Regions from separate parts of the Homo sapiens genome. Here regions 1, 3, 4, 5, 6 and 7 are each linked to region 2. A link is a loop called in an ENCODE intact Hi-C map of the cell type or tissue named here. Cell type or tissue: endothelial cell of umbilical vein. All regions are shown on one strand. Region 1 has its middle 17 kb from the start of LINC01187. Region 2 holds the start of SPDL1 (spindle apparatus coiled-coil protein 1). Region 3 overlaps SLIT3 (slit guidance ligand 3). Region 4 overlaps SLIT3 (slit guidance ligand 3). Region 5 has its middle 22 kb from the start of WWC1. Region 6 overlaps SLIT3 (slit guidance ligand 3). Region 7 has its middle 50 kb from the start of SLIT3.

The links. Peaks named below come from ENCODE experiments on the same cell type or tissue, not always from the same donor. Only the 100,000 strongest peaks of a DNase experiment are listed, where the experiment ranks them.
Region 1: a loop joins it to region 2, with 5 times the contacts of the local background. A loop is called at or near these places in 5 of 110 quality-filtered maps.
Region 3: a loop joins it to region 2, with 15 times the contacts of the local background. A loop is called at or near these places in 8 of 110 quality-filtered maps.
Region 4: a loop joins it to region 2, with 14 times the contacts of the local background. A loop is called at or near these places in 6 of 110 quality-filtered maps.
Region 5: a loop joins it to region 2, with 18 times the contacts of the local background. A loop is called at or near these places in 11 of 110 quality-filtered maps.
Region 6: a loop joins it to region 2, with 22 times the contacts of the local background. A loop is called at or near these places in 2 of 110 quality-filtered maps.
Region 7: it touches region 2 in a loop (6-fold over the local background); 5 of 110 quality-filtered maps call a loop at or near these places.

What each region holds. Positions count from the first base shown.
Region 1 is chr5:170,214,035-170,218,034 of GRCh38, reverse strand. No RefSeq gene overlaps it. Among named protein-coding and RNA genes, the nearest start is that of LINC01187, 17 kb to the right of the region's middle. RefSeq lists a silencer at 1,496-1,790. In endothelial cell of umbilical vein, a CTCF peak has its summit at 1,575; a DNase peak (open chromatin) is centred at 1,594.
Region 2 is chr5:169,580,032-169,584,031 of GRCh38, reverse strand. It overlaps SPDL1 (spindle apparatus coiled-coil protein 1), which reads right to left and starts at 259. Exons shown (of 12, transcript NM_017785.5): 1 at 143-259. It overlaps LOC105377714 (a long non-coding RNA gene), which reads left to right and starts at 371. Exons shown (of 3, transcript XR_941200.3): 1 at 371-649. RefSeq lists an enhancer at 1-632. In endothelial cell of umbilical vein, a CTCF peak has its summit at 2,215 (motif pointing right); DNase peaks (open chromatin) are centred at 311 and 2,241; H3K4me3 peaks cover 845 bases; H3K27ac peaks cover 862 bases; H3K27me3 peaks cover 149 bases.
Region 3 is chr5:168,945,708-168,949,707 of GRCh38, reverse strand. All of the region lies in intron 4 of SLIT3 (slit guidance ligand 3), which reads left to right. Among named protein-coding and RNA genes, the nearest start is that of SLIT3-AS1, 66 kb to the left of the region's middle. In endothelial cell of umbilical vein, a CTCF peak has its summit at 2,269 (motif pointing left); no DNase peak of the experiment used is centred here.
Region 4 is chr5:169,264,475-169,268,474 of GRCh38, reverse strand. The region is part of intron 1 of SLIT3 (slit guidance ligand 3); the gene reads left to right. Among named protein-coding and RNA genes, the nearest start is that of MIR585, 2.8 kb to the right of the region's middle. In endothelial cell of umbilical vein, no CTCF peak of the experiment used is centred here; no DNase peak of the experiment used is centred here.
Region 5 is chr5:168,267,531-168,271,530 of GRCh38, reverse strand. No RefSeq gene overlaps it. Among named protein-coding and RNA genes, the nearest start is that of WWC1, 22 kb to the left of the region's middle. In endothelial cell of umbilical vein, a CTCF peak has its summit at 2,004 (motif pointing left); a DNase peak (open chromatin) is centred at 2,000; H3K4me3 peaks cover 301 bases.
Region 6 is chr5:169,115,147-169,119,146 of GRCh38, reverse strand. The region is part of intron 4 of SLIT3 (slit guidance ligand 3); the gene reads left to right. Among named protein-coding and RNA genes, the nearest start is that of SLIT3-AS1, 100 kb to the right of the region's middle. In endothelial cell of umbilical vein, no CTCF peak of the experiment used is centred here; no DNase peak of the experiment used is centred here.
Region 7 is chr5:169,349,271-169,353,270 of GRCh38, reverse strand. No RefSeq gene overlaps it. Among named protein-coding and RNA genes, the nearest start is that of SLIT3, 50 kb to the right of the region's middle. In endothelial cell of umbilical vein, no CTCF peak of the experiment used is centred here; DNase peaks (open chromatin) are centred at 2,190 and 3,050; H3K27ac peaks cover 2,025 bases.

The sequences.
Region 1 (4,000 bases), 630 kb before region 2:
GTTCCCAACACATAGAAATGATAAATGCTTGTGGTGACAGATATCCTAGACACTCTGGTTTGATCACTGCACATTCTATGCATGTAACAAAATATCACATATCCCATGTCAATATGTACAAATATTATGCATCCATTTTTGAAAAGCAGAGTTTGTGCTCCCCACAGCTCGTTTATGAAATGCTGCTCCAAGGTTAAAGTTCCATATTCTTAGCTTTGCTTGATTGCCCCCAACTACTGCCCAGCTTCACTTTCCTCCCCATGTCTCCTTTGCACAACGTCCCCGCTCCCAACGGCTCCCTGACTTGAACATTCATGCCTGCTACCTCTTCTACTGGGCAGCTCTTCCATCCTTTCTCTGTTTAGAGAGAAAGTGCTCCTTGGTGCTCCCCAGCCTTCTAGGGCAGCTCAAATGCAACTTGCTCGGCCAGGTCCTCCAAACACACCCTCATCTGACTTAAGGCACTGCTTGCACTCCTGTAGCACCCTGCTATACCTTTGTTCTCAGCACTTGGGCCCAATCTGAGAGGTTGCTGGGAGTCCCACTGTCGAATGCTGGACCCCCTTATCCTCCTGATTATAGGCTTCATGAAGACAGGTGTCATTATACTATCTTGGGCATTACCATCTCCCTGGTTTCCATATCTAACTCATAGTACATGCTCAACAAACATGTTTTAGGCTCCTTTGATGACTGAGGAAATGAATAAATGACAAAACCCAAAATCAGCAACTGTTTTAGTGAATTACCTGACTGCCTCTATATCGAGTTGCTTATTTCATCTTCTTGACCCCTCTGGGGCCTCAATAAACCTTTTTTTTTCAATAATTTCTTCCAATATATCTTCTCAAAAAGTGTGGCTTTGCTATCAAGGAGAGCTGAGTTTAAATTCCAGTTGCTCTACCAACCAGCTGTGTCACCTTAGGCAAGTCATTTGAACCCTCTGAGCCTTAGTTTTTCTCACCTGTAAGATGGATATATAAAAACGTACCTCCCAGGATTGTTGGAGAATGAGATGAAATTGCCCAATTATAAACACCAGGCATAGTGCCACAGACTAGATGTCTAATCAACATTAGTTTTTTTCTCCTCTTGTTCTCCCTCCTTTCTCTGTTATGACTTTACAAAGACAAAGGCAATGCCTCATTCATCCTTGTGCCTCTAGAGCCTGATATGCAGCAGGTGCTCAGTACAAGTGTGTTGTGTGAGTAAATATTACCTTATTCAATAAAAGTAATTGTGCCAAGGGATCAATGTTTCCAGTTTCTTAATCCATAAAATGGATATGATAATTTTTATTGTTGAGAGATTTGAATAAAATAATGCATATAAGTGCTTGGCACAATACCTGGTTTGCTAATTGCTAATTGTTATTATCAGTAATAATGATAATGTATCAGATGGTATCCCCAAATTCTAAACACCAATTTCATTTCAAATAAATTGAACAAACAAAACAATGAACAGTGGCCAGGGTGGACTTCTTTCCAGAGGTATAGTGAAGGGGTGTCAATCCAATCTTGACACAGCTCAGATAATATATAAAGCAAATCTGTATGTAGTCAGGAGTGACAGCAGGGGATGCTGTTTCCTTAATAAAGAGGCAGCCAACTTGCAGCAGCTCCCAGCAGCTCTGATGCAGCATTTGAGAGCTCAGTTCACTTGGAAGCTAAAAGGGCAATAAGTTTCTTGTGGCAGGAACTGTGTAAGTACTGAACAGAAATCTATTGACTGACACTCCACAGTTTGGAACCCTGAATATTCTTTTTGTCTTTGGCTGGTTTTTGGACTGTGGGCTAGTCACTTGCGCTCTCTTGCATTACCAGCATAAAGGGAAGTCGTCCATATTTATGGATGAAAGGAGAGAAGCAAAGAAATAGAACCCTAATATCTCAAGGGACCCTTTGACTGCATTTGAATTCGGCTTCTCTCACCAAGCTGTACTGAGGGGGAGGGAGGAAGGAGAGGAGGAGGAGTGCTGAGGCTGCTTCGGGCTGTCTTTTTCTAATTCCTCTGCCCACAGGTGCATTAAAAAATGCACAGTAGTCATTCAGGAGCAGGTTGTTCAGTTTCCATGTAGTTGAGCGGTTTTGAGTGAGTTTCTTAATCCTGAGTTCTAGTTTGATTGCACTGTGGTCTGAGAGACAGTTTGTTATAATTTCTGTTCTTTTACATTTGCTGAGGAGAGCTTTACTTCCAACTATGTGGTCAATTTTGGAATAGGTGTGGTGTGGTACTGAAAAAAATGTATATTCTGTGGATTTGGGGTGGAGAGTTCTGTAGATGTCTATTAGGTCCGCTTGGTGCAGAGCTGAGTTCAATTCCTGGGTATCCTTGTTAACTTTCTGTCTCGTTGATCTGTCTAATGTTGACAGCGGGGTGTTAAAGTCTCCCATTATTATTGTGTGAATGGGCAAAAACTGGAAGCATTCCCTTTGAAAACTGGCACAAGACAGGGATGCCCTCTCTCACCACTCCTATTCAACATAGTGTTGGAAGTTCTGGCCAGGGCAATTAGGCAGGAGAAGGAAATAAAGGGTATTCAATTAGGGAAAGAGGAAGTCAAATTGTCCCTGTTTGCAGACGACATGATTGTATATCTAGAAAGCCCCATTGTCTCAGCCCAAAATCTCCTTAAGCTGATAAGCAACTTCAGCAAAGTCTCAGGATACAAAATCAATGTACAAAAATCACAAGCATTCTTATACACCAATAACAGACAAACAGAGAGCCAAATCATGAGTGAACTCCCATTCACAATTGCTTCAAAGAGAATAAAATACCTAGGAATCCAACTTACAAGGGATGTGAAGGACCTCTTCAAGGAGAACTGCAAACCACTGCTCAATGAAATAAAAGAGGATACAAAGAAATGGAAGAACATTCCATGCTCATGGGTAGGAAGAATCAATATCGTGAAAATGGCCATACTGCCCAAGGTAATTTATAGATTCAATGCCATCCCCATCAAGCTACCAATGACTTTCTTCACAGAATTGGAAAAAACTACTTTAAAGTTCATATGGAACCAAAAAAGAGCCCACATCACCAAGTCAATCCTAAGCCAAAAGAACAAAGCTGGAGGCATCACGCTACCTGACTTCAAACTATACTATAAGGCTACAGTAACCAAAACAGCATGGTACTGGTACCAAAACAGAGATATAGATCAATGGAACAGAACAGAGCCCTCAGAAATAACGCCGCATATCTACAACTATCTGATCTTTGACAAACCTGAGAAAAACAAGCAATGGGGAAAGGATTCCCTATTTAATAAATGGTGCTGGGAAAACTGGCTAGCCATATGTAGAAAGCTGAAACTGGATACCTTCCTTACACCTTAAACAAAAATTAATTCAAGATGGATTAAAGACTTAAATGTTAGACCTAAAACCATAAAAACCCTAGAAGAAAACCTAGGCATCACCATTCAGGACACAGGCATGAGCAAGGACTTCATGTCTAAAACACCAAAAGCAATGGCAACAAAAGTCAGAATTGACAAATGGGATCTAATTAAACTAAAGAGCTTCTGCACAGCAAAAGACACTACCATCAGAGTGAACAGGCAACCTACAAAATGGGAGAACATTTTCACAACCTACTCATCTGACAAAGGGCTAATATCCAGAATCTACAATGAACTCAAACAAATTTACAAGAAAAAAACAACCCCATCCAAAAGTGGGCAAAGGATATGAACAGACACTTCTCAAAAGAAGACATTTATGCAGCCAAAAAACACATGAAAAAATGCTCACCATCACTGGCCATCAGAGAAATGCAAATCAAAACCACAATGACATACCATCTCATAGCAGTTAGAATGGCAATCCTTAAAAAGTCAGGAAACAACAGGTGCTGGAGAGGATATGGAGAAATAGGAATACTTTTACACTGTTGGCGGGACTGTAAACTAGTTCAACCATTGTGGAAGTCAGTGTGGCGATTCCTCAGAGATCTAGAACTAGAAATACCATTTGACACAGCCATCCCA
Region 2 (4,000 bases):
AAGACCCCAGGGTTCCGGGGAAGGAGATGTTTCAGCTAAAGGCCTCGGCCGAGACCCCGGCCCCTAGCTTTCTTTAGGGCCTGTTCGACTCTCCCCACTGCCGCTCTCCACACCCACCTCCCACCAGGCCCCTTGCCCCTACCTCTCACGCTAGTCCCCTGCTGCCGCAGCCAGCGGCTCCTAATGGGAGCTCAGGGCGTCCACATTGAGGACGCTAACTCCACAGTCGCCGGCCCATTCGCTCAGCTAGCTCTCGAGTAAGCGCCTGGGATATTTGAATGCAGTTCCCGCGAGAAGTCCCACGTCTCACGAGACGTCCGCCCAAGCCGCGCGGAAAGGAAAAACCAAGAGAAACGCCCAATGGAGCGCCCACCCCCTCCTACAGCTACTGCGCATGTGCAAGTGGCGCGCCGTGGGCTTGGCGCAGGCGCAGGCGCAGACGTGGCTCCACATAAATTTTTCCTTGGGCTGGTTTCCTGCATGTCTTTTAAGTATTTGCTTTTAGTTTCCGTGTTTTGGTGTTTTGTTTGTTCGTTTTTTTTTTTTTTTTGTTTTTACGACAATGCCTTCTAGGGGAACAGTGTCGCTGGGCTGGGCGGTGGAGAGACACCTTTGGCACCATCGTGCGATCTCATGCACCCTACCAGTGGTAATACTGGCGTTAATATTTAAGTTCCCACCATGTGTTAAAGTTTACAGATTATCTCAGTTAAGCCCGCAGCCTTATGAGGCAGATATTACTCCTCGTTTTCTACAGAGAAAAAGCCCGAAGAAAAAAAGTGCCTTGTCCAAGTGGTAGAACTAGAATTGAATGCAGTCTTAGAGTCCAAGCTGTTTGCATGTGTTTTTAATAATAATATTTTGTAACCCTGATGCCTATTCAAAAATTGAAGCGATCAGAAATAATAATAGATAACATTTAATGAGCACTGATGAGTCCTAGTAACTGTTACATGAATCATGTCGTTCTTTCGAGCCCATCTTTTCTTGCCTATTTGAGAACTTGGCTCTAACTGCTCTTTTTTGCATCTTCAGTTTTTTCTTCTCTATTGGATCTTCCCTATCAGTTCATAAACATGCTGCAGTGATTGCCATAAAATCATTTCATGATTTCATTTTTTAAAAAATCCTCCTTGACACCAATCGGCAACCACCCCATTTGTTTTCTTCTCTTTATAACAAAATTTCTGGGGAAAAAAAATCTTTACATCCATTATCTCCATTTTCTTACCTTTTGTTCTTTTGTTTGTTTTTCCCACTTTAACCAGGATTTGGTCCCAACCAATACTATGAAGTGGCTCTTGTTAGGTTTACCAGTGATTCCTACCTTGCAAAATTCGGTAGTCAATATTTAGTCCTCACTTCTGGTGAAATTTGACAGAGTTGCTTGCTCTCATTGATTTGAGTCTTTATGTCTTGGGATGCCACACTCTCCTTGCCCTCTTCTTCTCAGTTTCTTTTGCAGACTACAATTTCTGCCTGAGCTAAGCCAGACTCAAAGGGTTGATCTGAGCTTTAAGATTGGCAACAAATTGCTCACAGTGTTGTCTCACAGATTTATCTGGGACTCCAATGAACCAGATGCTCATTCATTTGTAATCACACCTATGTTCTTGGAGAAATGAAACAAATACCATTTTCCCTATCACTGAACAAAGATTCCTTAACTCAGGGGCCAGGAAAAGATTGTTCTAGCTTAGGCCAATCATGACTGGCTGCAATTAGGTAATCTAAAATCGATCTGAACTTATTTTTTCTCCTTTGTTACAAGAGAAGGTATACCCTATGTTATTAATGTTTCTTCCTATTCTATTTTAAAAATATGTATTTTAAACTATTAATTGAGTGACTGCAATGTGTTAGGCATAGTGGAGGAATTCAGAGATGTGGTAAACTCGACTATTGCCTAGAAGATGCTCGCAATATAGTAGGAGATTTTAAAAAACAAATAGAACTTACAGGGCTGTAAATGCTATGCAAGTGGTATGTGCCCCACACTAAAGGAGTTGTGTGAAGGGAGAGGTATATTTTGTCTAAATGTTCCTTTAAAACTTCCCAGTGCATGTGACACTTCAAGCAGGGCCTTGAAGGATGGCAGAGCTAAGGAGGGGTGCATTCTAGGGGAGGGGACAGCATTAGGAAAGTCTTAGAGGTTACCCCATGTCATAATAAAGGTCATTCTTTAGGGATGGCCTGAATACAGGACTGCCAATACCACCACTGGACGCTAGATGTCACAAGTGAAATGAATTCTAGATGGGTTCTACTTTTAAGATAACTTAATGGAACTTCTGATTCACAATACCAGATGCAGATCTCCGTACTCAGGCAAGGTCCGCATACCATGGCCTAAATACCAAAGGTCAGGAAAAAGCAAAAAACAGCAACCTTGTATCTGTTATTTTCCATTTACGTAAGGAGAGATGGGACTTGGCCTCCTCACACAGTAGTGGATTCACCAAGCATAGGATGGGAGTTCAGATTCTGGGAAACAACACCCACCTCCCAACTCTGTGGCCCTCAGTTACAATTCCTAATATTATAGCTGTTCAGAACTGGGATAGACTCCTGTAGTGAACTTGTCATCATTTCTTCATTGTGACTGTTCTAGACGAAACGAGAGGATTAGACTGTTACGTTATATTGAAAGCTGCATATATTTTGACAGGAACTTATTGAATGATCATTTGTTTTGGGCATTACAAATGAATAGTCTCTGTATTAAACGAACTTAGAGTTTAGTGGAAGAGACATTTACCAAACAATAAACAGTAAATCCTTACTTAGAGGATGACTTAGACTTTCTTGTTCCTTCATGTTATTAAGTAGAGCTGCAAGCTAGTCATCGCTGGGATCAAGCAAAAACAAGCTCAGGACTCTGAGACACAGAGTCTGCAAATAAGAATGAGATTAAGCTGTAGAGTGCTGTGATTTATAGGATGGGCTGGAATATGAAGTTACGAAAGTTACACTCAAGGTTGTGGTCACTGAAACTTGGGGGATGGCCGAGATGAAGAAAAAAAGCTTTGAGAGAGAACGGAGGGGTGTGTGCAGGACTTTTGGGATTGTCCTAATCCATGGCACAGGAGGAGAATAAGGATCCAACAAGAAAAACAGGAGCCATATGAGAAGAGATCAGGAAATTGAATTGTCACAACTTCCACTGTGATAATTAGATATCAGAATGAATCATTGTACCAGGCAGGTGGGTTTGACTGTTTAATAGTAATAATGATAATGAAACCCAGTCTGCGATCTCTCCTGTATCAACAATGTATAGCATCAGCTTGAACTCTGAATGAGCCTAATAGCTATACTATTTTTTCTTTAAATAGGGGGAATCTTCTCTCAGAGAAAGAGTGCACCATCCCAATATAGTAGACATTTAACAGCTAACATCCTAGCATGAATTCCTTCCTCCTATTCCCACCAAGAGAATTCTGATTATTCTTTTGTATAATTTCTATTTTCTCAATTTTCAGCCATATGAATTCTTTAAAACTGATGCTACCTTTCATCTCTAGGATATCCCGTCACCCTGGTTACAGTAATTGATTCAAAGATGTGCATGTGATGGAATCTAAGCCAAAGAGATTTTTCACTGGGACAGCTGGAAAAATGGATTTTGTTAACTGCCTCTGTTATAGTCTGAATTGTGTCCTCACCTCCATTGCCCCCCACCCCATATTCATATGTTGAAACCCTAATTCCCAATGTGACTGTATTTGGAGACAGGGCCCTTTAGGTTAAATGAGGTCACAAGGGTGAGGCCTTAATTGATAGGGCTACTGTCCTTATAAGAAGAGGAAGAGACATCAGAGATAGATCCCCTTCCTCTTTATCTCTCCCTCTCTTTTCCCCACTACTCCCAAGTGCGCACAGCGAGAAGGAGGCTGTCTGCAACCCAGGGAGAGAGACTTCACCAGAAACCAACCTTAGTCTTGGACTCCCAGCCTCCAGAACTGTGAGAAAATGTCTGTTATTTAAGCCACCCAATCTG
Region 3 (4,000 bases), 630 kb after region 2:
GAATCACCTGAGCCCAGGAAGTTGAGGCTGCAGTGAGCCGTAATCTCGCGCCATGCACTCTAGCCTGGGCGACACAGCGAGCCCCTGCCTCAAAAAAAACAAGACAAAAAATTCATTTTTACTGTTGTATATTTGACAGTTGTTCTTTGGGTCTTTTGTCTACATGGGTCAGCTGTTTTTGGCCTTGTGTATCTAGTCACAGCACACACTTTTGAAAGATCTCTGTAAGGAATCTTTCTCTGGAGGATAGGCTGGCTATAATAAGAGTGAAACCATCTCTGTGATACGTTCCCAGGACTGAGATTTCATGGAACCACATGTGTATGACATACCACAGATATGAACTTCATGGAGCCCCCAGTTGCTTTGAATTTCTCATGGTCTCATTCCTCCTGGACTGTCTGCAAAGACGCTGAACGGTCCCCATGACTGCAGGATTCTCTGTGGCCCATGCTCAGTGACACTTACTGGAAGGGAAGCTTAGCTTAACCAAATCCAGTCAGGTTTGCCTGGAGATAAGAGCCTCAGAACACCCGCAGGTGAAACTCCGTTCACCCCACAGGTCAGCTTGTTCAGGGGTGAGCTGACCTGACTGTTAGAGTCCCCAGACACACTCATGAAAAATACAGATGCTCATATGCCCCAGGAAGTTCTGATCCTGGAGAGGTGGGGTGGGCATAGGCATCTGTGTTTTTAACGACCTCTGCAGAAGAGCCTGAAGGGCAGCCAGGTGTGGGAACTGCTAAGCTAGTCCACACTCCTCCCTTCATAGCTCAGGAAGACACACCCAAAGTTGACTCAGCAGATGACCAGAAAGGACCAAATCCCAGGCCCTGACAATTAGTCCCCACCAATGATTTCCAAACCCACTTTAGCAGAGCCCTGCGGTGCTCACAGATGTCTTTGACACTATCCTGGGTAAGAGAATAACCCGGGGGCAGCCCTAATAACAGAGTTCTGGCCTTCTTCATGGTTAATCAGAATCCATGTATATGCTTTAAATATTGGGGTCACATTAGACTTTGTTCCTAGAGCAAGAGCTGCTGAGACAAACAACTGCTAATGGGGGAAAAAAATACAATTGAAATTCTCAGCCCTGCATCTTGCAGTGAAATCAATCCACCAAAGCTTCCTTTTCTTAAAAATCTCCAGAAAGGGAAAATTCCACAACTTACACCTGCCTCAGAAGGACTTGCAAAGTGTCTCCCGACCTCACAATCATTTCTCTCAGGTGCTGAGAGGGAGTTTCTACCTGCAGCCTCACATCCATCTGCAGCCCCCTCAGGCTCCGGCTCTGTTCTCTGTATGCACCTAAATCACATGACACCTAAACCCTGCCTGTTCCAACGGAGCCTCTTCCTTCGCTGAGTCTCCTCTGAACCCAAAAATCCACAGCCCCCGTTTGCTGTGGGGGCTTCTGTTGCCCTTCTGTTGCCATGACTATTAATAGTGGGCAAGCACCCACTGTGTGCCAGGCAGTGCATCAGGCCCCGGACAAGGCAGGGGTGTTGCTGGGGTGGCGCGTCAGGTCCGGCAGAGAAGGGAAAGTGTGGCACACAGTCATTCACTGCCCTTCCTGTGGGTGGCAGTTTTCAGGATAATAATAAAAACAACTTGGCCAGGCATGGTGGCTCAGGCCTGTAATCCCAGCACTTTGGGAGGCTGAGGTGGGCGGATCACTTGAGGTCAGGAGTTTGAGACCAGCCTGGCCAACATGGCGAGACCCCCATCTCTACTAAAAATACAAAAATTAGCCGGGTGTGGTGGTGCATGCCTGTCATCCCAGCTTCTCAGGAGGCTGAGGCAGGAGAGTTTTGAACCCAGGAGACAGAGGTTGCAGTGAGCCAAGATCGAGATTGTACCACTGCACTCCAGCCTGAGTGACATAGCAAGACTCCATCTCAAAAAAGAAAAAAACAAAACAACAACAACAAAAAAACTACCTTTCAGGCTCTCCTTCCCCATTATTGCCCAGCCCCAGCCCTTGGGTCTGCATCCAGCCTCAGGCCCTGCATGTGGGGCACATTCTTCCAGGAGGATTCCACCAAGCCAGCTCAGTGTATGAAGAACCAGGCCCCCACTTTTCACACTGGCAGCCCTGGTGCCTCTGTCAGCCAGGACCCAGGTGGCCCTGCCCCTGACCTGGGCACAGCTGTGGGGCAGAAATCCTCAAGGCCCACCACCCCAGCCTGTTTTTTTTCTTCCTATGCCTCCTTTTTGGGCCACAGTCCCATGCAACATCTCTGCACTGCCACCTCCTGGCCAAAGAGAGCAGTGAGCAGGGGCCTGGGGGAGTGGAGTCCAGGCACCAGGGCGGCAGACGGTGGCTCTCCCTGCAGCTCCCGAGGGACCCAGGGAACATCCCAGAGTGCAGTCTGCAGAGATGACACCCACAGGCCAGGGAAAGGTGATGGGCAGCATCAGCCCAAATGTTCCCCCAGAAAAGTCCCCAGCAGAGGCAAGCATCTGTTTTTTCTCTCGTTGCATTTCTCTTTCAGCCTTTTAGTTTATATTGCCCTTGGTTTCTGTTTAAATGTTTAAATACTTGCATATTTATGTGTGTGTGTGTAGGATCTAATTCCTTTTGTGCAGTGTATGTTTCTTACTTCCATAGACAATACTGACTTTCTCATGCAGATCAAAACAAAGGGGACACCACAATATATAGAAACTAGAAAATGCTAGTGTGAGACATAATAGTAATAATAACAATACACCCCCATACATTCACCATTTAATTGTGAAATCTTTTCTCTTTGAAAAAAAGACTGAGCTAATTTTTAGTTCCAGAAACCTGTTCTCTATCATCAGATGGAGCTGATAAAAGGCTTTGCAAATGGAGAGGTGTTCGAAGGGGAGGGGAGCAGCTGTGTGTTCCAGTAGGTCAAGTTGAAGACACCCTTTCTAAACCCTGGAGTAACTGAGCAAAGAGTAGGGAAGGGGTGAGAATGAGGGATGAAGGCTGGGCTAGGGGGTGAGCGTGTGTCCGGTGTCGAAAGACCCCAGGCAGGCCGCAGAGGGGATTGTGGACCCACAAGCCCCCAGATGCCTGTCCTCTGATGATTCAGGGCCTGTGCTTGCAAATCAGCCCAGAAACCTGCAGAAGATGCTGGAGCCAGGTGGTCCCTGCCATCACCAAGCCTCTCCCCTGGATGTCACTGTTGTGCTGCGTGAACAAGGCTGGGGAACACTATGGGACCATGAGAATCCCTCCCTAACAGCCGCTGCCCCTTGGGGCTTGGGGAGGCACAGTAGGAAAAGGCAGGGCCCAGGCTATCTGCAGGCATTTGGGAGGTTGGGGCCCAATGTCTCCAGCCCAATGCTGCTGCCCCATGGTAGCATCTGTGGGTGATACTAAGGCTCTCTGGTCCTGTAGGTCCTGCAGCAGGACTGATTCTCTATTACAAAGAGGCTGGGGAGGCTGAGAGGACTGGGGTCAACTGAGTCCCCTCCCTTGGTCTCTCAGGCCCTTGGATAGGTTCTCAAATCAGCAGCCATAAGAAAGAGCTAAAGGGTCAACGTGTATAGTGATTGCAAGCACAGACACAAGTCCCAATCCCAGCCTCATTGAAAACCAGCCAGGTAAACTCAGGGAAATTGTTTCATCTCAGAGCCTCACTGCTACCACCTACATTTGATGTGACTCCCCCCTAGCATTGTCGTAAGAATTAAATAAGAATACAGCACATAAAACTTAGTACATAGAGTGCGGCTATTATTGTAACAAGGAATTTAGAAACAGTACGCGAGAAACTTTCCAAGTTCATAGCCTGGGAGGAAAATCTTGTTTCTAATCCAATCATGACATTAAGCACAAGCCCAAAGATTAGAACAAATCAAGAGATATTTGGCCCAGGCCTAGTGGAACCACTGCCCTCTTTCTTTGTACATGGTTTTGGGTTTCCCTAAGACGCTGGCTGCCTCTTCACAGAGCCACATATGCATGCGTTTTGTTGCACGTGTTGGGAGGAGGAAACACCCGAGTTTAGCCCTAAAGCAG
Region 4 (4,000 bases), 320 kb after region 2:
TTGGAGAGTTCCGCCTGCAAGTGAGGGCCACTTCTGCTGTCTCCAGCAAGGAAAGACAGGCAGGAAAATGACTGGGAGTCTTATGTGGTGCCATCAGATGACATTCAGAATTTCCTTGGGTCGAACCTGCAGAGACCTGTCTCTGATTTCCTGCGTGTCACTCGGCAAATTCCCTCCATGTGTGAAATGAGCAATGAAGCTAACTCTCTGGTGCATGGTGTTAGCACCAAGTTGCATCACATTCCCCCCTCCGCCACTCCTCCTTCGCAACAGACCTTAACGTTATTCTGTGATTACTTCGCATCATCCTTCCCAAATGTGCATCAAATTAAAGAGTTATTAGGGCATGGCAGGACATGTTTATGGGGAAGAATTTCCTTTAAAGTCACAGCTCAGCCTGAACTCACTTTATTAGTGTTTATACAAAGTATGTAGCCTGTTCCAATGCAGTCCATGTTTATATTCCTGCAGCAATCATTGCATTCCTTGGGCTGTTCCTTCGTTTTCTTAAAGTGATTACTGCACCTATGTTAAAAGTTAATAGTGTATGTGCTCTGTGACTGGTTGGACTTGGGAGGTGGGCACCATTCAGAAAATGACACTTAACCAAGATGTGTCCTGCAAATAGCCATAGACTTAGAAGTGGTCTTCAGCCCAAGTGGACAGGAAGAAGGTCTCCTTAAGAACAAAGACATGGTGGGCAACCAGGCCCCATATGAGTATTTCCATTGTCACCCACTCCTGTTGCCGATATTTTGTGGCTCAAGCTGGGAATGACCATTTGTGTTGATCTGATCTTTGCCTGTTTCTGTGGTATAATTATTAATGACTTCCCCTTTAACTCACAAAAGTATTCAAGTTTGGATAATCATATGGTCATTCCAATTCTAACTGATACCCAGATTTACTGGTATAAGTGAAGTACATCAACTTTAGATCTCAAGCCATTGTCAATTAAGGGCAAATGTAACTCAGTTAAAACTGTCAATAAAGAGCTCAAGTTAACATCAGTCATTCAACAGATATTGATTTGTGCCTTTCATGTGCCAGGTATTGTGCTGAGCCTTAGGGATTCAAACATAAATCAGATATGGCCCTGGAGCCCAGTAAGTTGGAGCTTATTAGTTTAGCTAAACTTTTTGAGTATGTTACTAAAATTCTCTGACCAGGTCATTTCAATTTCTCTTTCACCCTTTAGGACTCTATATTTACTTGCTGCAAGTTGATTGCTAAATTTTCAGCCACTAATCCTTGTTCATTTGGTACTTCTCAGCTTGTGACCATAGACAGGTGTCTTAATCTCCCTGTGCCTCTATTTGTTCAATCATAAAATGGGACTAATAAGTAGCATCAACCTCATAGGCTGGTTGTGAGGATTAAAAAAGGCCCCAAATGTGAAGTGTTTAGCATAGTCCTTGGCACATGGTAAACACTCATTGTAGATTGGCTCCTGCATAGTAAATAGCAGAAAGTTATTTGGACCTTAATGTTGGTTGGGTGCAGCATTTGTACCTCTATTGACCGGAGTTAAGTGGCCTTCTTAAAAACATTGCTTAAGGTAATATGTGTTAGGATCCAAAGCCAGTGAGAATTATTGTGACCCTAGGGGATCAGTTTATTTTCCTCCTTTTAAAGATGAGGAAGGAAAATTTTACAAAGTCATGCTCTGGATTATCATGGATGAAGATCATGGATGCTTAACTTGGGCCATTCTTTCCTACTATGCCGTATTGCTAGGTGTATCAGTTAGCATAGACAAGGCTAAGCTGCAGCAACAAATAAGCCCAGATATATCAGTAACAAAACAATATAAAGCTGTATTTCTTCCTCTTCCTCCCACCCACCCAGTCCAGTAGAGCTGGTCTGGGTGGTGGTAGGTGGCTTATGATCCATATTGTCACTTAGGAACCCAGGCTGCTTTCCTCTGGGGGACCCCTCCATTTATGACACATGATCTCTACATGCCATGAAGACAAGAAAGGGAAGGAGAGTGTCATGCTTGCAGGATGTTTTATAGCCTTGCCTGGAAATGGCACGTATTATTTCCACCCACATTCCTTTTCTTCAGAAATCAGCCACATGGTCCCACTTAGATTCAAAGGGCACAGGAAATTTAATCTTGTTGTTTGCCTAGGAGGAAAATGGAACAGTTTGGTGAACACAGAGCACTATCCTTGCCATACCGTATTCCCTACATTTCTTGCCACATTTCCAAAGGTTGGCCCCAGTCTCTTCTAGGATTTGTTTCCTGCCTCCCGGTGATTGGAGGAGCCATTTTATCATGTGCTCTCCTATGCAGTGCAGGGAAGTGTTTTGAGAACAGGCCTTGCAAGGAGTTTGGAAGGGTTTGAGATTTCTGGGCATGATAAGGGAAATAAAAGGTGAAACTTTTGGACTGATAGTCGCCACCTGGAGGTTAGTGCTGAGAAAAGAATACGTTGCCTTAAGTCATTACAGGAAGAATTTAGGAAGAATTTTTTATTTCTGAGTGTGTTGGCTGGGTTGTCCTCTGTGTGACAGGAAGGAAGCACTGTCTCTGCAGATGCTTTGATGTGCCTGAAGTGGATGAAGGAGATTTGGGGTGGAGCTGTGGATTTGACCAGGTGCACCTTTGTGTTAGAAGCACGGAGGTCCTGCCAACATCATCATCTTACTTGTGCTCACATTTTGCCTGAATAATAATCAGCCAATTGATGGTTACTTCTTGAGTACTTACTGCATGACCAGCCCTGGGCTAGAATCACTTTATACGTATCATCTCATTTAATTCTTGCAGTATCCTAGGAGGTAGGTACTGTGATTATGGCCATTTAAGATGGAGAAACAGAAGCTTAGGGATGAGTTAAATAACCTGCCTAAAATCATGCTCTATTTGCTAAGATTTGAGCCCAGGCTATCTGATTCTAGGGCCTGCCACCTTAAGCGCTATGTTTGGCAGCAGGGATCTCAAACTCTGATGCGAAAAAAGATTAAGCAGGTAACTTGAGTGAGGGAATTGGATCAGGTGGACTGGTGAATTGCAGGCATGTACCTTATGCAAAGTGGGCAATTGCCTCTTAGTACCAGCTTATGATGGCCACTAAAATCCATTGTTATTTGATGGACTGACCTTTGGAGACAAGCCAGAATTGTAGATTTGTATTTGAAATGCTCCCAAATTGGCAATTAATTTGCATATGTGAAAATCACAGTGAGAACCAGACTACGCAGGTCTGCAGGCCAGAACTCACCGGTGGGCTACCAGTTTGCAAGTTCGTCTCTGCTGTTCCCAGTAAAGAGCTAGTTGTACGTTTTGTTTGTTTGTTTGTTTGTTTGTTTTTGAGCATGGAGCTGAACTGAGCAAAACAGGGGCAGGGAGTCCTCCTGGTGCAAGGGATGAAGGAAAAGAGACCCCATGCCCAATACTCCTCTTTACATGCCCTCACCATGACCACATCCAACCACCCGGGTTGCCCCTCTGTTTGGCCCATTCTTCTCCCTGCAGGTAGCTGTCTGCACAGGGCTGGCTGCAAGCTTTTGCAGGTGTAAAATTATATATGCGAGAGTGTTGCCAAGCCAAAAATTTAGCCCAGAGAGGCTTAGTTCCCAAACAACTGAGGTAGTGTGAAGCCAGTTTTTAAAATCAAATTCAGCTCATTTCTTTCCCAAATGCGTGTATGTTTTTAAACTTGCATGTGGTTATGTAACAGATGAGAACGAAGTGCAAAAATCAGAATAGTTAATAATGCCTCCTGTGGTGTGAGTCTGGAGAGGTAAAGCATGAGATGGGAGCCCTATAAGGGTGGCCCAAAGGGAAACACTGCTCTCCTTGACCTGGTAGGAAGGTGATTTGATGGTTTTCAAACACATGCTGTTTCTCTCTTTCATCAGGGTAGCTGGGTGGGTGGCATTAGGTCCTTTGGACTGGGGAGAGGAGACAGAGGAAGACACCCATTAGGACCGCCTGATGTGAGCAGTTTCAGAGGTCTGCCCTTGGGCTCATCAAAAAGCATCTTCCGGC
Region 5 (4,000 bases), 1.3 Mb after region 2:
GGTTTAACCATGTTGGCCATAGTTGGCCAGGCTGGTCTCGAACTCCTGACCCAAAGTGATCCGCCCACCTCGGCCTCCCAAAGTGCTGGGATTAAGGCGTGAGCCACCGCGCCCAGCCCACTTCCACATTATATTGCGTATTCGCTTCTTGGTGTTTCCCATTAGACTCCTCCTGGATGGCTGCGTTTCATTCATCCCTCTGTCCCCAGCACCTGGTTTGTCCATTGAGCACCTACGGCATGTCAGGCACTATTTGTGGACAGAATGGACAGATACCCTCATGATTTCAGTAGATGTTGGCAATTAACACGTTTTCGTCTAGGCAGTTATTTTCCTTGTAAGAGCCACTCCTTTCCCGCTCTTTATGGCCCCGGAAAGGCTGATGGGGTTTGGGCAAATTCATGGTCTTCTGTTGATAGAGGGAGGGTCTCTTTGACATTCCCATGGGTGCTGCAAGGATATAGGTTTGGGCCTGTTGGCAACCATCTTTCCTACATATGGAATAAATCACTGTGAAGATAAGGCCACATCCCAAGGGCAGTGGCATTGAGAGGTGGAGCAAAGACAGTACCTTGTGAGCATCTTTGCGCCCTTGGATCTGACCAAATTTGAAGCCAGTCCTGCCTTTGGATATTCTGGTTTTTGCTTTGTGTTAGGGTTCTGTCACTTACCCCTGCACCTCTCCTGATTAATACAGAGATGCTGCTTGGGGGCAGAAGCCAGCTTGTGTTCACTTTCTCCATCTTCATTGCAGCATTCTACGTAATAGATGTTTCCTAAATGTTCACTGGTTGACTAATAGCTAGTGGGGCAGATTCCTTCTGGCCAAAGGCTCTAGCCTGAGAACAAAATCTATATGTATGTGGCCGAGATAAGACCAAGATAAGGGATTGTTGAGGGAGTGGCCTGGGAATGGAAACAGCCAGAGAGCTGACTGAGAACCGAAGATTCCCAGCCACCTGGGAGGGGCCTGTTCCTGATCTGTGGTGTGTCCTCTCTAAGGCTCAATTTTCACACTGTTTCACAGAGTGGCTGGGAAGTTCAAATAACAGCAATTAATTTGGATAGAAGCGTTTTATGAATGCATGAGTGTAAGGACATCCCTTTTACTGCCCCTGGAATTGGGCTCAGTTCAGGGACACTGATCATCTCTGGAAGAGTGGCTACTGGGTAGACTGTCCCTAAGAGGGTATAGGCTTTGCTTCTTCTGTCCTCTCTTCCCTGGAGCCTTCTAGAAGAGCAAGTCCCCAGGGCTTTACGCAGCTCTTGAAGTGGGAGGATGGGGTGGGTGGAGCTCCTTACTCTTGAACAGGTCAAGCTTCAGGCTGGGATCACACTTCAGCTCTCACTGAAGGCTGAGAATAAGAAAAGTTAGTTGCCAATCAGTAGACATCCCCTTGAGGGAGGCTGAGTGTTTACAACAGCAACCCTGCCAGATGGCAGTATCATCTCCACTACACAGGGGAGGAAACCCAGGCTTCGGAGGTTAGATAAGAAGCCCAGGCTTAGCTAGAAAGGTGTGGTTGGGAGTGAAAGTGAAGGATTTTTTTTGTTTGTTTTGCTTTTTTTTTTAATCTAAAGACGATAACCCCCAAATTCCACAATTTTCCTTTAATAATAGCTTACCATTTAATATGCATTTGTTAAATGCTGGGCCCTTGCCAAGGACTTTACATATATTGTTTTTATTAGGCTTTCCAAATAATCCCATACAGCAGTTATTTTTATCCCTATTTTACAAATGGGAAAGGTGAGGCTCAGGAAGTCCAGGTGGAAATGTACTCAGTGGGCAAATGGTGGAGGCAGGCTCGCAGTCCAGTCTGGCTGGTCCCAGGACTGGTCTTCTTTGGAATCTTTTTCCTGGAACCGATTCCACGGGCCTCTTTCAGGAGTCCAGGGCTCTCCTCGCAGTCTCTGGCTGCTCGGCGACTTCCCTAAATCCCTTTGAGGCGCCGGGCCCACCTCCAAGCAGATTTCATGGGAAAGGCTGCCACCTCGTGGCCAGATGGCAAACCCAACATTTGCCGGGAGGAGGCGAGGGCTGGTGAGGGAGGGGCTTTGTGGAGCAGCTGGTGCAGCCTTGCTTTCCGAGGGCGGCGTGCAGCCACAGTGCCCGCTGCGGGTGCTGGGGAATGGCGCCTTACAGGCTGCCCACCTGCCTCCTCAGGGTGGAAGGCGGGGCTTGGGTGTGAGCGTGCTGAATCAGAACTTTCCTGGAAAGTCGCCACTTGGTGTGGTCAGAGGATCACTGAAGTAAGTAAGTAATCAGAATATCCCTTCTCCCTAATTGTTTCACCTGGCTGGTCGTGGAGGAGGGAGAGGCGAAGGAGAAGGAATGGTGCATGCACTGGAGAGAGGATCCTTGGCCGGGATCTGTTCTCGGTGTTCCACCCCGTATAGACCCTGTCCCCAACTCTGGGCAAGTTACAGAACCTCGTCCTCATTTCCCAAATCTGAGCCGGTTTGAGGAGCGCTCCCTCTGTTCTGACCGCCCCAGCCTTCCTTCAAGCCCTCATCCAGACTGTTGCAGATTCTCCCGGGCTCTGGGCCTTCTGCCACTCTTCTCTCTCCACTTTGCAAACCCAAAGATTCCCTAATCGTGTTTCTCCCTATGTACAAGAGTCACACTGATGTCCCTCATGACCTGGCAGGAGAATACCCAGCTTCTTAGCCTGACTGTTATTCCTGCCTCCTTCCCTCCAACAAACCTCATCTCTGGCTGTGCCCTTCCCGCTGAGCTCCAATCCCCTGCTCCTCATTTCGGGCTGCAGGTGAAACTCACCTACCCACGATCAGACCTTTCTTCCAGAGGTCCTGATCTAATTGGCCTGGGACCCGTGTCTAGCGCGCTCGCCGGTGGTTCTAATCCTTAGCACCTGCCCCGGCCTCTCTGAACTTCTCACCTGTCTCTTTGCATATTTCTTCTCCTTCCTGCTACCCCCTCCTGCCTTGTCTGTCTTGCATTCTCTTACTTGCCAGTGCCCAGCTCAAATGCTTGTGGAGGCTGGGCACGGTGGCTCATGTCTGTAATCCCAGCACTTTGGGAGGCTGAGGCAGGTGGATCACCTGAGGTCAAGAGTTCGAGACCAGCCTGGCCAGCATGGTGAAACCCCATCTCTACTAAAAATACAAAAATTAGCCGGGCGTGGTGGTGGGCATCTGTAATCTTAGCTACTTGTGAGGCTGAGGCAGGAGAATCACTTGAACCTGGGAGGTGGAGGTTGCAGTGAGCCGAGATTGCACCATCGCACTCCAGCCTGGGCAACAGAGCAAGACTCTGTCTCAAAAAAAAAAAAAAAAAAAAAAACAACAAAACTTGTGGAGAGAACTCATACTCCTGTCCTCTGGACATCATGTGTTTGCTCATCACTTGTGTGCCAGCCCTGAGCCTACTGTGCTGTAGTGATTGATTGGCTTGTGAGTTTGTCTCACACTTTAGACCATGTTTTATTTATCTTTGTCTTCCCAGCTTCTGACAGTGCCAGGGACAAAATTGTGCTTGGTGACTCTGAAAGTAGAATGCCTGAACAGATGTCCCTTGTTCACATGGCTAGTCTTCACATGGCTGAGACCCTCCACTTTCCAGATGTCACCCTTTCTGAAAAGCCCTTGAAGCCATGAAGAAGGTCCACACACTGAAAGTACTTGTTCAAGTTACCCAGGCCCAGGAGAGGGGAGAAGCTGAGATTGCTCTTGAGGACATGAGATTTGAGGGAAGATCTTTCTCCATCTTCCCAGCTCCCGCATACAAATCTCTCCCCCTGTGAAAATTGTTATGCTTCAATTTCTACTCTTAGAAAAATCAGTGTTTGGAAGAAAGTTTCTAAAATAATAAAAATGAGGTTGGGCACGGTGACTCACGCCTGTAATCCCAGCACTTTGGGAGACCAAGGTGGGCAGATCACTTGAGGTTACGGGTTCGAGACCAGCCTGGCCAACATGGTGAAACCTTGTCTCTACTAAAATTACAAAAAATTAGCCGGGCATGGGGGCAGGCTCC
Region 6 (4,000 bases), 460 kb after region 2:
ATCAGCTTTGATGCTTTTAAAAGCTGCAGAAGCAGTCCAAGTATCATGGTTTAGTAGACAGATTTTGGATCCAGACAGGCATGGATTCAAACATGAGCTTCTGGACTAAGCGGTCGTGGGACTTTGGGAAAAATTTAACACTTAGGGATAAATATAATCTATGTAGAACACTTTCACATAGTGTCTGGCACACAATAAGTGGTCATAAATGGTAGTTTATAAAATGAGAATACCACTAAAACTGTAAAAAAAAAATTAAAAATTATGTGACTGCAGCCTGTTTTCTGGGGCTTTACCAGCAAGGGGTATATCCTCAGGGAAAGAATACCATCAGTGCCACTCCAGGTGAAAAGGTGGCTAGAGTGTTCCCTACTCTTAAAGCAAGTCACTATCAGAGTGGCAGGTTTTTACATGAACAGGTTCCTGAAAATGCCAAATGGCAGTACCACTCCTTGTAACAACTGCTGGTTTCATCTAGTGATGGCCAAGGTCCTAAATCCTCCAGACCTATGTATCCTACAAATTCCTGGGTCATTTCTTCTTTACAGAACCAGAACAGACTGCCTTGCCCGCTTTCTCCTGGGTTAACAATGGGTCTTGACTCGGTCCTGCCTAGGACCTCAAGAGCAGCAGAACAAAACCAGTAACTCAAAATTTTCTTTCGCTTTCTTGGTCTCACCTGGCCTTTCAAAAGTCCAAGAACCCTCAAAGACTAAAAGGAGCATTTGGGCCAGAGGCACCTTCAGCCAGTGTCACTAGGGAGACCAGTTCAAGAAGATGACCAACCAATGCATGGTCTTAGCTCCACCCCCAGCACACACATGTCCTCCATATATGACTCCACAGAATGCAACATACAACATATCTAATAAAAATCCTAATACAAATTATTGAGGAAATACAGATTCTTTTATATGTAGGCATTGCAAATGTGCACATTTCAAAAAATCATTTAAACAAATTTCTTTAGAGACAAGGTCTTACTCTGTCGCCTAGGCTAGAGTGAATTAATGTGATCATAGCTCAGTGCAGCCTTGAACTCCTGGGCTCAAGTGATCCTCCCGCCTTGGCCTCCCAAAGCACTGGGATTAATAGGTGTGAACCACCACCCCCAGCCACATTTCAAAAATATTCAAGTGGGAAGGCAAAAGGCACACATCATAGAATGTGACAACCATAACATTGTCCTAGTGTGTGATGCTGGGCCTGTATGAGAGCGTCTTTTCTTAGTTATGCTAGTTCGTGCTTAGGAAGCGCTGTGGCCTGTTCTTGGGTGTCACGTAAAGGGCCAAGGAGAGAACCTAGAGTTTTCAAATTTCTTCAATCTACTTCTGACTTCATTGGCAATATTTGGCACTCACCTTGTATAGGAGAAACAGAGTTCTCCTTTTGAGAATAGAGACCCCTTTGGGTCGCAGGGAATAGAGTTTGTTAGATATCTCCAAAGAACGGGAACCCTGGTACAGCTTGGGTGAGACTTTTTAAACAAACAGAATTCTGGCTAACACCTTCTCTTAGTCCCTAGAAATCCTCCATTCCTCTTCCCCACATCAAACTTTGAGGTAGAGCTGGGATTGGCAGCAGCTTGGCTCTGCCATCGTGTCCAAATTCCACTATTTCTGTCCTGAATTTGCATTTCCTGGCAGACTTGAGCCAAGTCCCAATGAAACAGCCATAGCTTTTCAAAATTACAGGCAAAATCAGGCTGGGAAGAGGTGAGGGGGGCAGGGAGGGGACGGGGGAGAACATGCACAGTAATTGTCACGAAGGGCCCAGTGATGTGGATCTGGACTGAGGAAGTCATTTCACATGATCTTTGCTCACTCACTTCCAGTTTGGCTCTTCCAGCTCCTCAATCCGGGCATGGAGCCGTGCTTTTTATAGATTGTAAGTCCATTGTGGAGTTATGTATCCTGGCAGTTTGTAAAGTGGTGTTTTCTCTATTTTTATGGGTGCCCTAGGACAGTGCAGGCACACACACCTTTCTTGGTACCTTCTCATTCCACGCTACTTGTGATTAATGAAGAAGGACTGCCACCTCCAGTCGCTTCACAGGATAGACTTGGGGCAGCCTCTGACTTGCTGTGTGTCCCTGGTGGAGCCAACCCTTTCAAGCCCCCTGCTCCCTGCCCCCTGCTGGATATTGTGGGAGTGAATGAGGGATGAGGATGACAGTAAACCCTCCCTGAAGGGTTATGTAAATCTGAAAGGCTCTGTGGACTTTGAGGCTGGCCTAGGGAAACCTCAACAAATCAGCTACTCCTTGCTTCCTTGCTTTTTATTAGATTCCCTATAAACAAGTAGGACATGATTGTGGGGGAATCAGAGGACATGGGGCTCCTTCATGCTTGAGGACTTTTCCCCAGCACTGGTGCCAAGTAGTTAGGGCCTCTTCTCCTGATGCAGCCCTGATTAGCCTGTTTCTCCCTCAGACCTCAACCTTTTGTTGAGGGGAAGAAACACTTGTGGTAGAAGGAAACATAATTAATGGAAGGATCATGTGCATGGACTATCATCTTATCAGTGATGATAATAGGCCTGGTTGCCTAGATCTTTCCAGTCAGCCGCCATGTTCTGTCAGCATAGCTTTCATAATGTCCTCTTCCTGTCATTAACAATGTCTTTGGGTTTCTGGGTTTTCTGTCCTCAAATTCATCCTGAACACCATAACTAGGTCGTTCATCCTGGAGAGATATCTTGGTACTTTGCCTCCCAATGTTTAAAGGCTCCCTATTGCCAATGATGAAGTCCTAACATTGTATCCTGACATCTGCATCCCTACACAGTATGATCTCCGCTCATGTTTATGATCTTCTGTCCCACTCTTCTTCCGTGGGAACCAGACCATTGAGCTCTTGGGCCTTCAGACACCTGTCTGCTCACCTCTCTGCTCAGAGTTCTTTGCCCGGACTGCCCTGCAGTAATGATTTTTTTGCCCTGCAATAATTATTGCAATAATAAATACAATAATAAATGCAAAAATAATAAAAATAATCCAAACAATAATTATTGCCCTGCAATAATTATCTCTCCATATCCTCATCTCTCACAGAGAAGCCCTGACAGCCTCAGCCCCAGGGAGTCTCTCTCTTTCTCTTTCTCTGAGCTCCATCAGCATTGGCTAGCTGGGAACTTGTCACTGGTTTATGTTATTATCTAATTGGTTTAGGTGCTTTATAGAGTATCTACCCTAAGGGCAAGGACTGTTGTCCACCTCTTTGCAGGGCGCACTGTGCCTGATATGCTGGGTGGCCCTTGTCCAAAGTGGGGGTGGCCTTCCATGGCTGTCAGGAGCACCGGCTCAAGTGTGAGGATCGGATCCCACCACAGGATCCAACCACAGGCGAGCTCCTTCATCTCTCTAGTCCAGAGTTTCCTCATTTGCAATGTGAGGAGTGATGACTCTCATTTTATACAAATACTTGTAAGGATTAAATTAGATATTCTGGTTTCTACACTTGGCATAGTGCTCAGTGTATGATTATCATTATCATCATCATTAAATCAATGTGTGTTGACGACCAGGAATTCTGGTAACAGGATCCTGGGCCTTTCTGAGGGGCTGGACATTGCCTTGGTCTGCCTGTGGAATCCCTCCCTGGCCTGGCTTCCATACATGTGCCTGTGTCTCAGTTTCCTCGTGTGCATATTGGGACAACAGGAATACCTACTGCCCAGGGTTATCATAAGAATTAAATATGACAATGGCTGGAAAATGCCTACATTTAGGAAAGAAAGGCTTGGTAAATGAGAAAACCATGGAACTCTGCTAATTGCTGTGAGTAAATGGTCAGGAATTATGGCCTGTGTCACAGCTTGAGCTTTCCTTGATGGACCTGTTTCCCAATCCCTGTGTTGAGTCTAGGTGGGATGGGGAAGAAAAGCTTCCAAGCTTCCTTCTGGCTCTGACTTTATAAATTCTGCTCATATGCCTCCCTTTACCCACTTAGTCTAGACCAGAGATGAGAAAGTTTTGGGATTTTGGAGAACGATTTGTATT
Region 7 (4,000 bases), 230 kb after region 2:
AGAAACTAAGGACAAACAAGAGAGCATGTACCAAACGTGTTCAGGTAAGTTAGTGCTAGAATTTCGTACTATCTGAAAATGATGAAATGGAAATCCATTGCCATTTGCATTCAGATAGTTCCGAGCGACTTGGCCTCAGGGAAGTTTTTCATCTGAGTTGGATCTATGGTACTTCTGGAAGGCCAAGAACTCTCGGGAAGGATCTGCTGACAAAGCTATTTTTCAAAGAGGAGAAGGAAGGATAGAGGATCCCACCTCTAAGGCTTTACTCTACTCGTTCTATTATTGGAGACTTCTCTTTTCTGCCTTTCTCTTGTGCTAGTCAAATCATGCTTAAAAAGCAAGTAGGATTTGGCCGGGTGCAGTGGCTCACGCCCGTAATCCCAGCACTTTCGGAGGCCAAGGTGGGCAGATCACCTGAGGTCAGGAGTTCAAGACCAGCCTGGCTAACATGGTGAAACCTCGTCTCTACAAAAATACAAAAAATAGCTGGGCATGATGGCAGGTGCCTGTAATCCCAGCTACTTGGGAGGCTAAGGCAGGAGAATCACTTGAACCTGGGAAGCAGAGGTTTCAGTGAGCTGAGTTAGAGCCACCGAACTCCAGCCTGGGCAACAGAGCGAGACCTCGTCTCAAAAAAAAAAAAAAAAAAAAAAAAGCAAGTAGGATTCAATTAGGCTGTGTGTGATTAAAAATACAAAATAGCACTGGTGAGAATGGATATTGAAGGACAATTTGCCATCTCTAACCCAAAGGATACTACCATATATGTAGACCTTACTTCAGAAGAGAGGCAGTTTTACTTAATGGGTGGAGCCATAGACGCTGGGTCCAGCTTCCTGGGTTTAAAGGCTTATTAGCTGTGCTTACCTCTAGAGCTTATTAGCTGTGTTCCTTGAGCAAGTTACTTCATCTCTTTCTGCTTCAGCTTCTTTATCTGTAAAATGAGGATTATAACATCAGTACCTGCCTTACAGCAATGTTGTAAAGATTAAATAAACCAACCTATGCAAAATACTTGAAAGGGTTCCTGGCATAAAGTAAGCAATATATAAGCATATAAATATAAATCTAATTACCATTTTCAACATGTTCCAGACACAATGCATATATTGGTCTTATGAAGTAGATATTTATTTTCTCATAAATGAAACAAAGACTCGGGAAGTTATACAACAAAAATAAATCCTGATAAGAATAGAGAAGAGAAGGTTCCTATTGCCAGCCTGGGGAAGTCCTTGAAAGCTTTAGGGAAGAGCAGGCAGATGAGTACAGATGAAAGGAAGGGGAGCATTGAAACATGAATAGATGGAGAAAAAGAAAAACATTCCATGCAGTGTCGTGGGTGCCAGGTCTCCTGGGAGAGGACATTAGATGCCCAGACTTGGACCAGCAATGACATTCCATTCACTATGCATTGAATGAGCATCCATTAAATACATACCATGACACAATTATGATGGGAAACGTAAGATAATACATGTAACCCCAGCCTCAGTATGTCTACTATATGTTCTGCCAAAATAGAATGAGTAGGTGAGGTGGAGGTTGCTGACCTTCATGCCCACCCTTTTATTGCATTATTTTCTAATAAATTCCTGAGCACTGAGCAGATGAAATATGCCAAAGAAATAATACTTTGAGGTCCATTCCTCTGTTACCAAAACTGTCATCAGAGTTTGTCTCCTCATTGGTAGCTTCAGAATAGGCTTTGCAAACACAAATGCCTATAGGGCCAAAAAGGCCCTTGAATGTTACTACACAAGTGAAACATTCTGGATATAAGTGCAGGGGCATCAGAATGTAAAAATCGGGGTGAAGACTCTGGAAACCTAGGGAGCACACCACCTGTACCAGGGATATCCATTCTTCACTTGCAGTGGGTTATTGCCAGGTCTTTCAATGCTTTAACAGAATCAGAAATGTGGTATGTAATGTAAAAGCTCCTTATCTTTAAAATGTTGCATCAAATATTGTAAACAAAACTAGGTGTGCCAAACAAAACATGTTCGAATGTCATTTTTTAAAAACTCTTGGCTACCAGCTGGAGCTCAAACAAACAATGACATGCAGTGAATGCTCTTATCCTTTCCAGGTCTCTAAGAAAACCCAAAGTCCCTGCCTCCAACCTTCCTCCCCGACAGATACCCACACTACATCCCCTCGCTCCTACTGGCTCCCCAGACAATGAGCTGGACAATATGACCCAAGAATTTCACTGCCAAGGTATTGCTGCCAAGGTTTTCGAGTTTCAAGTCCCTAGTTTAGAGTGAGTCATCTCAAATTCAATTAGTGGAGAGTTCCTCTGGGTTCAGTCACCAGTGGCAGAGGGAGAAATGACTCAGACGGTGGAGCATGCAGTGCCTAATGGGTCCAGCATGTGGGGGCTTTTGAGATTGTTGGGCACGGTGCTCATGGTGCCCGAGGGGAGTACAAAGCGGGGCTGGAGGTTGCAACATGCTCTCAGCTCAACTCATTGTTGGCTCTTTTGGACTGAAAGATATTTGAGATATTTGTATTTGACCTCAAACATATGGTGGATCTAGCACCTCAAGGATATATATTATTATAAGCCTGTTGGCTCCTATTCCAGCCTCGTTTCCTTCTGCCAGCCTGAACTGCACATTTTGCATTCTGGCATTACCAAACTATTGTAATTCCCCAGGCTCTTTCTTGCCTCTATACCTTAGTGGTGCCATTGTTTCCCTGGAATACCTATATGTGCTTCTGACAAACTCCTTTTTGTGCTTTAAAGCTCCAAACAGACATCACTACTTTTGGGAAAATAACTCTAACACCCCCCCATTTGTTAAACTTGTATTCTTCCTTTGTCCATCTATAATTTGAACTTACTTTTCACATTGTATAAAAACCATTTGCTTATCTGCTTGTCTGCCTAGTTAAGGAGAAGCCTTTAAGGTCAGAAAGCTTGTAATATTCTTCTTTACAGATGAAAGTACCTTATGCATGGGCAGGCAGTCCATCATAGTTTACAGAGCAATCTTGGATTGAAATACCACACAGCTCTGAAATGACTCAGCGTGGACTATCTCAATCCTATGGGCCAGACCAACAGTATCATTAACTCAGCCTCTGCCATGTAAGCCCTTCTGAGTTGTCTGTGGTCATAAGCACAATAGTTAGAGCAGGAAACACAGGAATGCACAGATAATCCAAAAGTCAATAGTTTAACCTAGCCCAATCATTCACTCAAATCCAGTAAACATCTTTTGAATAACTGCTCTGTCAGGCACTGTTCTGGGCACTTGGGATATAGCAATCAATAAGATTGCTCTTATAAAGCTTATATGTGGTAGGGAAGAGAAATTAAACCAGTAAATATAAAGAAGAGGATACCAAGTAATAAGTACCCTAAGGAGCATCACACAGGATAATGTGATACAGATGGATAAGGTGGGGTGGGATTTTAGATGGTGTGGCAGGGCTAGTCTTTCTAGGAGCACTGCATTTGTGCTGAGACCTGAATTATGAAGATCTAGCAATAATAAGATGTAAGGACAGAGAGAGCATTTCCATAGACCAGTGGTCTTCAACCTTTTTGGCACCAGGGACTGGGTTTTCCACAGATGGAGGCGAGGGTAGGGATGGTTTTGGGTTGATTCCAGCACATTACATGTGTTGCACACTTTATTTCTATTATTATTACATTGTAATATATAATGAAATAATTATGCAACTCACCATAATGCAGAATCACTGGGATCCCTGGGCTTGTTTTCCTGCAACTAGACTGTCCTATCTAGGGGTGATGGGAGAGAGTGACAGATCAACAGGCATTAGATTCTCATAAAGAGCACCCAACCCAGATCCCTCGCATGTGCAGTTTACAATAGAGTTTGCAGTCCTATGAGAATCTAATCCTGCTGCTGATCTGACAGGAGGTGAGCTCAGGCGGTATTGTGAGCCATGGGGAGTGACCGTAAACACAGATGAAGCTTCACCCACTCACCTACTGCTCACCTCCTGATGTGTGGCCAAG